Linked DNA regions of Homo sapiens: region 2 is linked to region 1. The links are chromatin loops, found by intact Hi-C in ENCODE. Cell type or tissue: psoas muscle. All regions are shown on one strand. Region 1 overlaps SLC6A2 (solute carrier family 6 member 2). Region 2 holds the start of MMP2 (matrix metallopeptidase 2).

The links. A loop is a pair of places that touch in the nucleus more often than their neighbours do. Peaks named below come from ENCODE experiments on the same cell type or tissue, not always from the same donor. Only the 100,000 strongest peaks of a DNase experiment are listed, where the experiment ranks them.
Region 2: a loop joins it to region 1, with 4 times the contacts of the local background. A loop is called at or near these places in 106 of 110 quality-filtered maps.

Annotation. Positions count from the first base shown.
Region 1 is chr16:55,696,045-55,698,544 of GRCh38, reverse strand. SLC6A2 (solute carrier family 6 member 2) reads right to left here. Exons shown (of 15, transcript NM_001172501.3): 9 at 2,208-2,320; 10 at 520-648; 11 at 1-76. Among named protein-coding and RNA genes, the nearest start is that of SLC6A2, 41 kb to the right of the region's middle. In psoas muscle, no CTCF peak of the experiment used is centred here; no DNase peak of the experiment used is centred here.
Region 2 is chr16:55,479,040-55,481,539 of GRCh38, reverse strand. It overlaps MMP2 (matrix metallopeptidase 2), which reads right to left and starts at 2,342. Exons shown (of 13, transcript NM_004530.6): 1 at 1,908-2,342. The coding sequence starts at 2,060. In psoas muscle, no CTCF peak of the experiment used is centred here; DNase peaks (open chromatin) are centred at 1,019 and 2,339; H3K4me3 peaks cover 2,295 bases; H3K27ac peaks cover 963 bases; H3K27me3 peaks cover 2,500 bases.

The DNA.
Region 1 (2,500 bases):
CTTCCATGAGGACAGCAAAAAGGATGGAGGTGCCCGCAGCAAAGGTGTCCAGGAGGGTCAAGACGTAAATTCCACCCTGGCACAGGGAGAGAAGAAGCCAAGAGGCCCTCTTTGGTCAAACGTGGGAACTGATTGTTGTGTCTGTCAACTCTTACCTGCCCCCTGTCCCACTTGCTCGGAGCTCTATTTGAAAACCCAGGGCATAGGGCTGTGGTGCTGTTGTATTGACGTTACAGTCACCTCAGTTTCAGCCAATAAAGAGTTAGATGGGTTCCAAAGGGACTTTTGCTGCCCCTCAAGTCAATAAGCAATTAACAGGGCTGAATGGAATCCTCAGCATCAGAGATGGAAGAAGACTACTGGGCCTAACCCTAGTGGGTCAGGCCGCTGAATTGAGGATGCTGGATCCTGCATTGTTCTCCCTGAGCTCAGCCCCAGTTCTAAGGCTAGGAATGTTTGACTTTATTGAAATGCGGCCTCAGAGGCCCCCAGGTGACCCAGAGCCCAGCCCCTACTCACCTTGGTTATGCAGAACAGGGCGAGAAGGAAAGTGCTGAAGGTGACGCCAAATGTGAAGAGTTTCCGGTGTCGCTTCAGGACCTGGAAGTCATCTGCCAGGCCCGTGATGACAGCCTCCATGCCTCCCATCTGGAGGGAACCAGGAGGGGTGGGGTGCAGGAATTAGGGTCTCCCTGGACCTCAGTCTCAGGCCCCAGGGTTCCTAGAGCCTCCTGCAGCCCAGGACTCATGTAGGCTGCCTTGCCTCTCTCGAGAAATCAGCACGTCCTGCCTTCCCCATCCTCTCGTCACATTTCTGTCCTGTTCTCAGGCAAACTCAGAACTCAGAAACTACGTGGGAGAGGGTGAGGGTTAAGTCAACACCTGTCTCCCCTACGCAACAGCTACCTGTCTCCTGACACTCACTCAGCCTGAGTGGGTACAGATAAGCTGATAGTGGAGTGAAAGCAGTAAAACACCAAAACCCATGTCATACGTTTACATGTCAATAAGTGTCTCTGGAAACAACTCCTGCAGAAGAGCTTCTAGTGATGGGAACTTCAGGCAGCAGTTTTTGATAAGGATTTTTGGCTGCCTTTCTAATGATCAAGCAAAGTGGTCACTTCAAACTCCAGACTCTTAGAGTCTGAAAGGGTCTCATATCCCACTGCTATGGGCAGATTGCTTCCTTATGAGGACAATGTGAGGGCAGACAAGAAGAATGCAAGCTACCACTCTCCTCTCCTCTCCCCTCCTCTTGGCAGACACTGTTAATCAAAATCAGTATTCTTCATTATAAGCCCAGAAGCAGCCTCAAAATCCTTCTCAACTCCCTGCTCCTGGCAGATCTGCTGACTGAAAGCAAAAGGCAGTGGGAGGAAAACCAAGTGCCAGCCCTTCCATAAGATTTTTTGCAAATGTCCAGGCATGAGGTACTAAGGGTAGACATAGATTTAAAAAGATGTCAGTAAATCCAATCTTACATTTGGATAAAATAAAAGGATGTAAGAAACTACTGGGTTCAAAATGTTTTTGTTTGTTCGTTTGGGTTTTGAGGTGTTTTTTAGAAACCAGGTCTCACTCTACCCAGGTTGAAGTGCAGTGGTATAATCATAGCTCACTGCAGCCTCCAACTCCTGGGCTCATGTGATCCTCCCACCTCAGCCTCCTGAGTAGCTAGGGCTACAGGCATACAACACCATGCTCAGCTAATTTTTTAAATTTTTTATAGAGACGGGGGTCTCCCTATGTTGCCCAGTCTGGTCTTGACATCCTGGCCTCAAGCAATCCTTCCACCTCAGCCTTCCACAGCCCTGGGATTATAGGAGTGAGCCACCATGCCTGGCCTATTGATTATTGATAATAAAATATAATGAGAAAATGCTTGTTTAGAGCACAAGATTTTATCTGTGTTGCCTCTGAATCATTTCCCCACCTGCAAGAGGACAGTGTGGGGCTGGCTTATCTGAAGCCTCTTCTTTTGGATTTCCAAGATGTCAAAGGGGTTCCTATGGTTCTTGGCTATGGCCTAAGTCTTATCTTTTTGAGTGAGGACTCACTTTTTTTGTCTGCATTTAAATAGGGCCTTCTGGAAACAACTGTTAACCTGGTGTTTGAATAGTGGGAACTTCAGGCCCAGCACTGTGTGTTGGGGAAGGGGGTCAGGCCCAGTGGGATGGGGGATAGGTATCCTAAGCAGGGTCACTCACTGAGCTGTCAAGGCCCAGCGCCAGGAGCATGACGAAAAACACAACAGCCCAGAATGTAGATCCAGACAGGGTAGAAATGGCCTCTGGATACAGGATGAACACTAGGCCAGCTCCTGTAAGAAACATCAAGGACCTCATCAATGGCTGAAACCATTGGTCTGAGCTGCACATGATAGGGGAGTATCTGGGGGCCCAATTGTTCGGTCATGTGTGGGCGGACAGAACACAGGTTTAGAGATAACAGATGAAATCAGCATGAACTTACAGCTCACCTGTGCATCGGAGAGGTTGAC
Region 2 (2,500 bases), 220 kb after region 1:
ACAGGAGGTTGGTAGGACTGATTTCACCATATACAGTTCGGGTCACAAAGACCCCTATGATAAAACAGGATGCAGTAAAGAAGCTGGAGAAAGCCCACCCAAACCAAGACTGCAATGAAAGTGACCTCTAGTCGTCCTCACTGCTCATTATATGCTAATTATAATGTATTAGCATGTTAAATACATTAGACACTCCCACCAGCGCTGTGACAGTTTATAAATGCCATAGCAACATTGAGAAGTTACCCTATATGGTCTAAAAGGGAGAGAAACCCTCGGTTCCAGGAACTCCCCACCCTTTTTCTGGAAAACTCTTAAATAATCCACCCCTTGTTTAGCATATAATCAAGAAATAACCATATGTATACTCAGTCCAGCAGCCCATTCCCTGCTCTGTCTATGGAATAATCACCCTTTTATTCCTTTACCTTCTTAATAAATTTGTTTTCACTTTACTCTGTTGGCTCGCTCTTGAATTCCTTCCTGTGCAAGCCAAGAACCCATGTGGCCCCCAGGCTGAACCCCAATTTAGGGGTTCATCCTGTGACCCATTGGCTGGAAAAGGTGTAGGAAACCAAGTAGCTTTGTCATTGTCCCAAAGCTCCACTCTCACCCCCACCCAACAGCCACATCATTATGCCAGCCAGCTCCAGATCCTTGAAAAAAGTAGCCCTCTAAAAATGTATGGAGGTTTCCCAACCCATCTATCCAGAGGGGGCTGAGACCTAGCTGTTTGGAAGGGTGAGAGTTGGGAGAGGGTAGTTGTCACCTCCTGAAGGAGTTCCTAGGGTGACCAGAGGGCATGGGCGTCTTCTCCCGGACAGGTTGAGGGGGAGGCTGGAGGGCAGGGTGGCTGAAGCAACAAGGGAGCAGATATCCCCTGGACTGGAAAGGACATCTTGATGGGTCCCTGGCCTGCCTCTCTCCTCAGGCCCTACTTACGCAACACTGCGGCCAGGCTCAGTGCCCCTCCAGCCAGGCGCGCGCACGCTCACAAGACAACATCTGAACCGCGGTTTGGGAGCCCAGCCAGGAAGGAGGGCTCTCTGGCCGCTCTCCGACCCGAGCGGAGCGCAGTCCGCCCCCGCCCCACGCGCCGGGCCCTCCAGCGCCTGCCCCACTCCTCCTCCCTCCTGCCGGGCCAGCTCTCTCCTTCTTTTCTCCGACCCTTTGGAGAAGTTCGAGGAAACTTTCCGAGGCCCAGCCCTTGACCAATTTGTCCATTAAGCCAGGAGAAAAAAGATGCGCTCTCTGCTTCCCTCCTGCCCCAATCACTTCCCAAATGGCCCCCTCGAGCTGTTTGTTTAAAGGTCCCTCTCCGGATCTGTGCCGAAGGTTCCTAGAAATTTGCCAAGCCCCGCTTTGACCAAGCTCCCTCCCATCCTTATGCGCGCATAAGTTTACCCAAATTGTGTGCCAGAGCACCGTTCCCAAAGTCCTACATTAGCAAAAACGACCCCTGTAGCTGTTTGCCAAAGGCTTACCTAGACGCTTGGCAAGAGCCCTTAGCAACTGCCCAGATGTGTCCAAAAGTTGTTTACAAAGACCGCCCCCCCCCCCCGCCAAATGTCCCAGATACTAGAGGATGTCCCCGCTATTTACATAAGAGTCCCTTTCCAGTAGTTTGCCAGGTCACCCCTCTCCCACTCTCTGGCTTGTTTTTCGCCCCACTGCTGTATGCTGAAGGTTGCCAAATTGTTTATCAAAGGTTTTCTTTGCTTACAAAAGATCCCCCACCGTTTGCAAGAGATCACTCCAATAGCTTGCCAAAGACCCCCCAAGCTGTTTACCGAAGCCCCTCCCCCACGCTGTGTGCCCACCGCCGAGGGCAGGGGGAGAGACACCCCCATCCTTTGCCTCCGAAGTTTGTCTAAACGTGGTTCCTTGAGGCCAGCGCAGCAACTCACCACTGCCAACTCTTTGTCCGTTTTGGGGGCGACATCGCCGGGGAACTTGATGATGGGCGACGGCGCGGCGGCGGCGTGGCTCAGCAGGCAGCCCAGGAGACAGAGCGCCCTCAGGGGACCCGTGAGCGCGCCCCGGGCCATTAGCGCCTCCATCGTAGCGCTCCCTGGCCCCGCGCGTCGCCCGGGGGTCGCTGGCTCGGTGCGTGTGGCCGCCTCGCCGCCTGGTTGGAGCCTGCTCCGCGGCGCAGGGCTGCGCTCCGAGGGTCCGCTGGCTCGGTGGCCTGGGGTTTGCCCGGCTCAGCGGCTCATGGTCCGGCCCCCGCGCCCCAGCCCCCGCCGCCGCCGCCGCCGCCGCAGGTCCTGGCAATCCCTTTGTATGTTTAAAGCCCCAGATGCGCAGCCTCCAGCCACCGCCTGAGGAAGTCTGGATGCAGCGGAAACAAGGGAGGGCAGCCGCCAGATGTAGCCGGCTGGGCTGGGAGGGAGCTGGCAGAGCGGGGCTGGGGGCGGGGGGCGCACTCGGGCCCGCCCCTCTCTGCCCCACCCCCCTACTCGCCCTCCTCCACTTTTCTCCTCTTTTTTCCTTTCTCCAC